Linked DNA regions of Homo sapiens: region 2 is linked to region 1. The links are chromatin contacts, found by Hi-C or POLR2A ChIA-PET in ENCODE. All regions are on one chromosome and are shown on one strand. Each heading gives the region's core, a stretch centred on a gene start or an enhancer-like site at or near the end of the contact. The rest is flanking DNA. Distances are from core to core; before and after follow the strand shown.

Region 1 (4,383 bases), core at 997-3,496:
GAACAATAGAAGCCTGGAGCCCTGGGTTCTAGTGTTGACTTTGGCACTATCTTGCTGTTGACTTTGGGAGAAGGTTGTTTTACATCTCTGTTTTCTCACCCATGAAAATAGGGGATCAGATGACCTCTCAGGAGGCTTTCAGCCCTGCACAGCCTCAGACTATCCTCTCAGCTGTTGCCACCTAAGTTAGGAGCATGAGTACAGAAACCATGTCTCACTGTATTACCTGCAGAACCCAGCATGTGAAACTTTCCTCCTTAATCTCCAGACTTAGAGACTCAATCGTAAAAATAGATAACATTTATTGAGCACCTACTGAATAGAAGACATTTTAGATCTTAGCTCATCTAATCTGTTTATCAACGTTATGACATAGGTTTTTTTTTTTCTATTTTACAGATGAGAAAAATCGAGGCCCAGAAATATGAAATTACTTGTCCAGTCACACAGCTAGTAAATGGCCCATTTGGGATTCCAGCCCCACTTGGCTTGTGCTTTCAACTATTTTCCATATTACCCTATTGGAAAAGGATTTAAAAGAGGCTCTTGCTACATCAGGGTCCCCATTTGGGATCTAGAGATTGCTTGGTTTCATCTCCCCTTCCACCTATTCTCTGTCTTGCTCAGTCTCAGTTCTCTTTCTTCTGGGTGGAATGGGTTGTAAGCCCCTTTGCAACTCAGGCCTTTGTAACTGTTGAATAGGCAAATGAAGGAGGAAGGCTCCGAGGATGGAAGCCAGCTGTGCACTTCGCTGATGATCTGGGATGCACAGAGGTGGGATGGGGCGGGTGAGCAATGGAAGGCTGCTAATGAGCGTTTCCCAGTGTTGCCTCCGAGGGCGGCTGCAGCCTCTGCGCTGCTGTTTGGGGTTGTTGGAGCCATCACAGCACAGCCAGGATTTGCCCTTAGGCTTGGTGACAGGTTGGATCACCTTCACTCAGAAGGCCTGGCCACTCTTTGCCATGTCTGATCTGTGGTGTGGATGACGGCAGCTGACATGGACTCCTCGCCACCTGGAAATGCATAAAGTGCAGCTTAGCCCCAGGCCAAGGGGAGACGTTCTGTGCAGCCCCCAGAGCCTTTGTTTCTCATGATTTCCTTCAACCCTGCCCCCAACTCCAACCCAGTGTCACAGGGATCTTAGTCCCACCTCCCCAGGGTCTGGCCCAGGATCCCCATCTCCCGCCAGCACTTGGTGTTTGAAACCTCCTCGCATAGCTGTGGTTTATTTAGGCCCCTGCCACCCACCTGGGCACCTCCTCTGCATGGCTCCCCATTTCACAGAAGGTGCTGATGCCTTTCTTGTGATTCTGCCAGCAGAGAAATTGAGGTCAGGGAGATCAGCCAAGCACACTTTTCGGTGGCTTTTAAGGAGGAGCAATCAGTTAGTGATCACTGTGGGCAGAGGGCTAAGGGGATGGCTTCAAGGAGAGAAAAAAGAGCAATCGGATGGTTCCTGAATTGTAGAAATGAACACAGTGAAAGTACCAGGCTGGGCTTGGGGGTCAGAACCTCCCTCAAGCCCCTGAACATCAGCTTCCCCACTCAGGATTTCTCACTTCAGTGACTGACTTCATCATCCCTCCAATTGCCCAGGCCAGAAATCTGGGAGTCGTCCTTGACTTGTCTCCCTCACCCCACAGTCTAATTGGCTGGCAAGTCTTGTTGTATCTATTTTCTGTCTCTTGAGTTTAGTCCTTTGCCGTGGCCACTGCCCACTACCAAGGGCCCACCAGCTCTTACCTGGACTGGTTCAGCCATCTCTTTCCAGGCCATGGTCTTCCTGCTTCAGCTCTCCTCCCTCAGCTCCCCCATCCATTCCCCTCTGCAGTCGGAAGTCTTCTAGAGGTGTACATTTGACCTTATCATGTCAGCTCCAGGTTAGAGCCTGGAGTTACTATAACGATTACCTCCAGGGCGAAGTTCAGACTCATTAGCCTTCCAGGAAAAGCAGCTCTTCTTGCCCTGCCCCTGTTTGACTCTCTGTGATGGGGGTCCCAAAACTACCTTAGGTTTGATAATTCACTTGAGGGACTCACAAAAATTAGAAAAGCTGATATACTCATGGTTATGGTTCATTGCAGCAAAAGGAGACAGGTTAAAATCATCCAAGGAAAAAGGTGCATAGGTCGGAGTCCAGGAAGACACCAGGCATAAATTTCCAGTTGTCCTCTCCCGGGGGAGTCACTTGGATAGCACTGAACTCTCCCAGCAATGATGTGTGACAAAACATAGCAGGGAAACCCAACTGCCCCTTGGTGTCCAGGGTTTTTGTTAGGAGAAGGGAGTCAGTCACGGAGGTATGAGTCACCCACGTGACTGACCTTGGCTACTCAGTCTCTATGCAACCCCTGCATGCCTGGAATCAAACCGATACAGCATGGGCTGGGACTCCAGGTAAACAAAAACAGGCCTTTATCATGAATTACACTGTTAGCATAAACTATGTGGGGTGGCCCAAAGCCCCAGCGATACAAAGATACTCTATTCCATCAGGCACGATATTCCAAGGGCTCAGAGGTTATTTCCCGGGGGCTGGTCAAGGGCCAGTTCTTTCTTTGGAAGGTGCAGAGTTTGAGGACCCCAAGCTAGTGGAGTTAACCTTTTATTGCATACCTCACATCCACGATTCTCTCCAGTATTAGGCCATTCTTGCATTGCTATAAAGGAATACCTGAGACTGGGTGATTTATAAAGAAAAGAGATTTAATTCGCTCATGGTTCTGCAGGCTTTACAGGAAATGAGGTGCCAACATCTTCTGGGGAGGCCTCAGGAAACTTACGATCATGGTGGAACCTGAAAGGGGAGTAGGCATATCACATGGCAAAAACAGGAGTGAGAGAAAGTGAGGGGGGAGATGCTACACACTTTTAAATAACCAGAACTCACAAGAACTCACTGTGGTGAAAACAGTACCAAGGGGGATGGTGCTAATCATTCATGAGAAATCTGCCCCCATGATCCAGTCACCTCTTACCAGGGCTCACCTCCAACACTGTGGATTATCGTTCAATGTGAGATTTGAACGGGGACACCCATCCAAATGATATCATCTCCCATATCTCCCACATTCCAGCCATATTATTTAGCTTGCACATTCATGACTCTGCCTTTGACCATACTGTTCCTTCTGCCTTGAATTCCCTTCTGCCTCATCTTCCCTAGTCTAACTGGAGAGCTCTCACTCATCCTGTCCTGTGTGGAGCCTTCCCTGATGCCCCAGGCAGGCTGAGTTTCCTCCTTCCCATGTACATAGGCACTGTCAATGCGTGCCGTAATTTGTGGATTCTTCAGCATCCTGTGGATGGGTTCAGGTCTGTTTTCCACACAATAGGAAACACCATTAGCTCCTTTAGCGTGAGAAATGTGCAGTCCATTAAAATGTTTATTTTATGTTTTTCCAATGATAAAAGCAATACTTGCTCATGGTAGAGAAATTTGGGCAGCATATTCCTTTTCAGCTTTTTCTCTCCAATGTTTTCCGTGTGTGAATCATTATAATCCGGGAGACCATAGTGCCTGGGCCTGGGCTTGCCTCCACAGGGCTGCTGATGTTGTTCCAGTCTCTCTAAAGTGGTGAATGAGGGCGACTCCACACCTATGCTCTCCCAGTCTCCAGAGACTTGTGGGATGGGCTGGGAACTGAGGACAGAGTGTGGAGGAGGGGGACGAGAAACTTCTTTTTTTTTCTGTAGGAAGAAGAGGTGGGGTAGGGATGGAGTAAGGGAAGACTTCCCAAAGAAGTCGACACTTGGGCCAGAACTTGAAGGAACTTTAGGATTTTGCTCAGGGATGGGAGGGAAGAACTTTGCAGGCCAAGGTCGTGGAACAAAGGGGTGACTGGCTGAGCTCAAGGCAGTGGGGCTCCCCTCCCCTAAGGGTCCCCAGCCCTGGGATGTGACATACCACTTGACTTTCCTTTGATCCTACACAGGAGTTGTTTCCAGGGGGCCACCCTTACTGAGCTGCTGACCCCAAGTTCTGTTTTAGTCACAGGGCTTCTTTTGTTTGTTTTGTCATTTGGCTCTGGATGTGTGTGAAATCCTAATTCAGGCCCCAGATAGCTGACCGACTAAAACCTAATGAAACAAAAAGATGGAGGAAATGTGCCCTAAAACAGTTGTTGAGTAACCCCAGGTAGCTTCAGTGCATGCCAGCTTTAAGCCTATAAATACATCGATGGGCGCCTCTTTCTCTTCTGAAACAGCAAGCCCCGAGGATTGGAGCCAGCCAGTGATATTCCGTTATACTACATTTTCAGTTTCAGGGAATCTTTTGAGCAAAACTGGACCTTTTGGGACCAACCTGTCATACTCGAGACCATGGCGAAACCTATCTGTTCATGCCAAGAGCTCAGCGTCCTACCTGAGTCCTGCTGAATT
Region 2 (4,794 bases), core at 2,070-4,569, 57 kb before region 1:
GGAGATGAGCCCCAAGGAAATGGAATAAACACTTCCAGGGGCTTTTCTGGTCCTTAGTGGGTGGCATAGATCAAATCACATGGTAGAGGCCCTCCCCTCACACCTACCACATTTATTTGGAGACAAATCTGGTTTCTGTTACTACCATGTGAAGGGTAAACATTGGGAATAGCAGTTGGTTCTCAGACAGCAAGGAAAAAGTGGGCTCACAGAGGAGGAGTCACAGGAGGGCAGCGGGAGGGCTGGGGTGGGCTGTGGGGAGGACTGGAAGGGTGAGGACCTGGTGCTGGGGGCCTGCCCAGGTCACACCCACATCTTCTTGGGGATAGAAGATTCCAGATGATGTGGGTTTATTGTGTGTGGTGATGGATTTTTCAGGGGACACAGACCTTTTCCTCTTTTTTTTCCTCTCTTCCTTTTCCCAATCTGGGTATCTGTGGAGACCAAGCTCTAGTCCTAGGTCTGGCTTGGCTGGGCCCTGTATTAGTCCATTTTGCATTGCTGTAAAGGAATACCTGGGGCTGGGTAATTAAAGAAAAAAGTTTTATTTGGTTGGGTGTGGTGGCTCACTCTGCAATCCCAGTACTTCGGGAGGCTGAGGTGGGAGAATTGCTTGAGACCAGCCTGCCCAACATGGTGAGACCCCCATCTTGAGAAAAAAAAAAGTTTTATTTGGCTCATGGTTCTGCAGGCTATACCAGCATAACACCAGCATCTGCTTGGCTTCTGATGAGGCCTCAGGAAGCTTCCAATCATGGTGGAAGGTGCAGGCATATCACATGGTGAGTGAGGAAGCAAGGAAGAGGAGCGAGGTCCCAGACTCTTCATCAACCAGATCTCTTGTGAACCCATTACCGTGGGGTGGACACCAAGCCATTCCTGAGGGATCCATCCCCATGATCCAAACACTGCCCACCAGATCCCACCTCCAACGTTGAAGAACACATTTCCACAGCTCTAAAAAAGAAATTATGTCTGTGAGACTTCTGCTCTATGCCAGGCACTTTAAATCCATGATCGTGTTGGATCCTGTGCCATGGGTGGATCACTACCCTATGACAGATGAGGAAACCAAGACTCAGAGAAGGTGTATTCCTCCATGAGCCCCACACACAGCTGGTGCACAGCAGAGCCAGAAGGTAAACCACCATCTGACTTACTCCAAAACCCAGCCTCTGCCAGGTGTCAGCTCAGAGCGCTATACCATCTTTGGCCTTGGTTTTGTATGGCTTTTTGTGACATTTTTGTGACATTTCCATGGCTCAGCACCCTACACATAGGTCTCCTAGAACTATTTGTGGATTTAAAATTTTAATAATGGTGAAAATAGCTGACATTTACTGAGTTCCTGCCACCAGTGGGCACACAAGCAGGTTGAGCCACTTGCTCAAGTTCTCATGAGCTCAAGGCTCGTGGCAGAGCCAGGAGAGGATCCAGTCTGTCGTACTCCAAGGTGTATGGTTTTAACTTTCATTTTTCTTGAAGAATCTAGACTTGCAGCAGGGATGTTAATCTCTGTGCCCATCTTTCTCAGGTAACGTGGGGCTTTTGTGGGTTTGAACTAGTTAGAAGAGGACAGCAAAGGGCCTGAACATGTCCAGGGGAGGCGTGAGGCAGTGGGGTGATGGCAAGGGCTGCGGGCCAGTGGCATCTATTTCTGAACTGGTGACCTCCTGCCTCCGGGTACAAGGCTATAATAAGCCCCATGATTCACCAGTTGGACTTCTCCCTGTCGTTGCTCCAAGCAGGTCTTGTGCTTTGCCACCTGTGGGCCCCAGCTCATGCTGTGTGCTCCAGGAGAACATCCTGCCCCGCCTCACTCCCTTTGCCATACTTGCCTGGGGACGCCCACTGCAGCTGCCATGTCCTCTAGGAAGCCTTGATGGACTAGCATGGATAACCTATTCATTTCTGAGTCCAAACAGAATCATTTATTATAGACTCAGAAAAAGGCAAATGGAAGACTATACCTATTTTGAGAAATTTGGGAACATTTATCTCAGGGGACAGTCAGGGGCCAATACACATTAGTGACAATCTTAGCATATGAAATTCCAGTGATCAGCGACTCTTTAGTGCTTGACTCAGTTTTTACAGAATGAATCTTATTCTACCTTAATTCCACATGAAATGGGTTTGGTCTCCCTTGTAGAATGCAGGAGACTTTGAGCCTGGGTTGGAAGGCTGGTGACCTTGGGTAAGTCACTTCCCATATCTGAGCCTCTGCTCCTTTGTCTGTGAAAGAGTGGTGCTTATACCTATGTTGTTAGGTTGTTGGGGGATATAAAAGGGTAATAACAGTTGCTACTGTTTATTGAGTGCTTGCTATGCACCAGAGACTGTGCTAAGCTTAGCTTTGCATTTTTCTTTGATCTTTTCAAGAGCTCCTCTCATTCCCGATGTTCCTTACCCTGCAATATTTTTTCCCATAGCACTTTACATTTTGTATGATATTATATAATATACTTACTGTGCTTATTTTTGGTCTTCCTCTCCCAGGGCCTCTTGCCTCGTACAACTCCAGGGGGCACCATTCACAATGCTTTCTACTCCAGGGGTGCTTTTTACTAAGAATATTAGCATGAATGGTGGAAACTGCTGGAGTTGTGTGATGTGGAGCCCCGGGAGCTTCAGAAGGTCAGGGATTTTTGTGTGTGCCAGTTCTGATCATTGCTGTATCCCTGTACCCAGAACGGTGCTAGACCTATAGTAAGCATTCAGTAAATATCTGTTGAAAGAATGAATAACATAGCCTCCAAAGAGAGCTGATTTTACTATCTAGGAAACTGAGGCTCAGTCTGACTTATGAATTTGCCCAGAGCCCCACAAGCCAATGACCCACCCAGCTGTTCTGCCTCCAGTGTGCCTGCTCTGCGTGGCTTTGCTAAGCTGCATGCCTTTAACTCCTCGCATCGTCTCTGCCACCAAGTAACTGCTCAACAAATATTGATGCTTTTCCCTACATGGGTCAGGCCCTCTGCTAGACTATCCCAGTAGAGTGACAAACCATCATATAGCTGTTGATTCCAGAAACTGAATTAAATTGCACAGTGCAAAAAAAGGGAGGATCTTAAGTTTTTGGAAGAAAAATCCCTAACCCAAGTGCTAATGTTTGGAGTTTGCAGAAGCCTCTCAAGACTTACCAACCCGATTACTTTTCCTGCTGCCTTCCCTTTTGTGAGCGTTTCTTCCCCTTTTTGCTTGCAGTGAGTTCTGCTCTCCTGTAGGCTACAATGTGTCAGTTGTTATAAAATCCGGGAGGCGGAGTCTAGTGACGTGAGCAGTGGGGGAGAGCTCAGCCAGCCCTGCAGGGCGAGCAGTCCAGCCTTGTGTTCACCGGAGCTTAAGCGTTGCAGCAGGAAAACTTCCATCTCGCTCTCCTGGCTTTGATCCTCACTGGACATCAGACCAGAGGCACCGAAGGGAGGGAGGATGCGAGATGACCGGCCCTTTGGCAACCTGACCATCGACTTAGCAGAGCCTTCAAAAGCAAGCCAGGGGCTGGCTGCACGACCAAAGAGGCGCCGCGCCTCTCGTGGATGTGTGTGTGTGAGTGATCCAGCGAGTGTGTGTGCGTGTGAGGGTGTGTGTGTGTATGCCTGTGTGCACAGCACAACTGTGTGCGTGTCCCGGTGAGTGTGCCTGTGCATGCGTGAGTGTGTGTACGTGTGCATGTGTGTGTGAGTGCGCTTGGTTATTACTATTATTATTATTTTTGGAAGAAAAATCTTTGAAAATCTGGGGCAGGTTACTGTGCTCCTAGGGTGATTCTTCTTTTGCAAGAGGAGCTGACCAGGGCAAGCTACTAGAGCCATTTCTCGGCAAGTAAAGAGATTTTTCCTTCCAGAAGGAGAAGGATTTTTCTCCCTGCTCTGCAGCCAAGTGAAAGAGATTAGTCCCTAAACCTGTGAAATCGACCAGAGCTGTGTGATTACCAGGGCTTGAGAGAGGACTCGAAAAGAAAAGGAGAAATAAATCAAACAGCCTGTCAGTTCCTTTGGCCACGTCAGAAGATGTCATCTCAAACTAAGTTCAAGAAAGACAAAGAGATCATTGCTGAATATGAAGCCCAAATAAAAGGTGAGATGCGGGCTGGGAGAGTTTTCCTTCTCCTCCCCTTTCGTTTTTCTCTTGTTCTGGTTCCCATCCCCCGCTGCCCCCCGTTTTCCTCTCTGCCATTATGAAATGTTATGCATCAATAATCTTTTTGTGAGGAGTAACAGTGGCAGCCGCACAAGTCCGGACTGGTTTCAACTGCAGATAGCGCTGGGGCTGGGAGTGTGGATTATGGAATGGGCAGCAGTCTCTGCATTGCAGGTGTGTGAGGAGGATCCTATGCCTGACTTTAGGAGTGTCGCTGATACCCCATCATCTTGGCGGTGACATGTCACTCTAAGGCCATTTTGATAGTCACTACCTCCACCCCTTCCCTGCCATGGTAAAAGCCCTTTAATATTGGGGTATTTTTTTACCATCTGCTCTTTTTTTCCTCCCCCTTTTTGGTTTCTGTTGGTGGTGGTGGTTTTGCCTCCGCCTCTTTCTCTGGGCCGGAATTCACATGCATGTGCACAGCGAGGCAGCATCCCTGGGCGGCACTTCTTTGTCGGTGTCTCTGGGCTGGCCTGGGTTGCCATGGATTAACTGTTATGGGGCATATTGATCCAGACTAATGCAGGCATTTGGGCATAAAAAGGGAGCTTGGTGCAGAAAATGTATTATCTCGCAGTGTGCAGCCCAATCACTCTGTGCCCTGGCGTTTAGGTTCATCAGCTTTCATTCAAAGCCAACACCTCG

Evidence for each region. Hi-C counts contacts between places; a loop is a spot of excess contacts on that map. ChIA-PET counts read pairs that join two places held with the same protein, here RNA polymerase II (POLR2A). Pooled maps may share reads with other maps.
Region 2: a map of PC-3 shows a loop between it and region 1 (4-fold over the local background). The contact joins the promoter of SRGAP3 here to the promoter of SRGAP3-AS2 in region 1. A Hi-C loop is called at or near these places in 9 of 168 maps with a recorded cell type or tissue (CD4-positive, alpha-beta memory T cell, PC-3, Right ventricle myocardium inferior and 5 more) and 15 of 50 pooled maps. POLR2A ChIA-PET finds 5 or more read pairs at or near these places in 4 of 52 experiments (A673, GM12878 and WTC11).

The regions. Positions count from the first base shown.
Region 1 is chr3:9,190,356-9,194,738 of GRCh38, reverse strand. It overlaps SRGAP3-AS2 (SRGAP3 antisense RNA 2), which reads right to left and starts at 2,246. Exons shown (of 2, transcript NR_121664.1): 1 at 1,744-2,246; 2 at 286-1,013. The region is part of intron 1 of SRGAP3 (SLIT-ROBO Rho GTPase activating protein 3); the gene reads left to right.
Region 2 is chr3:9,248,171-9,252,964 of GRCh38, reverse strand. SRGAP3 (SLIT-ROBO Rho GTPase activating protein 3) reads left to right here and starts at 3,319. Exons shown (of 22, transcript NM_014850.4): 1 at 3,319-4,080. The coding sequence starts at 4,014. It overlaps SRGAP3-AS4 (SRGAP3 antisense RNA 4), which reads right to left and starts at 3,209. Exons shown (of 3, transcript NR_146969.1): 1 at 3,144-3,209. RefSeq lists an enhancer at 3,301-3,540.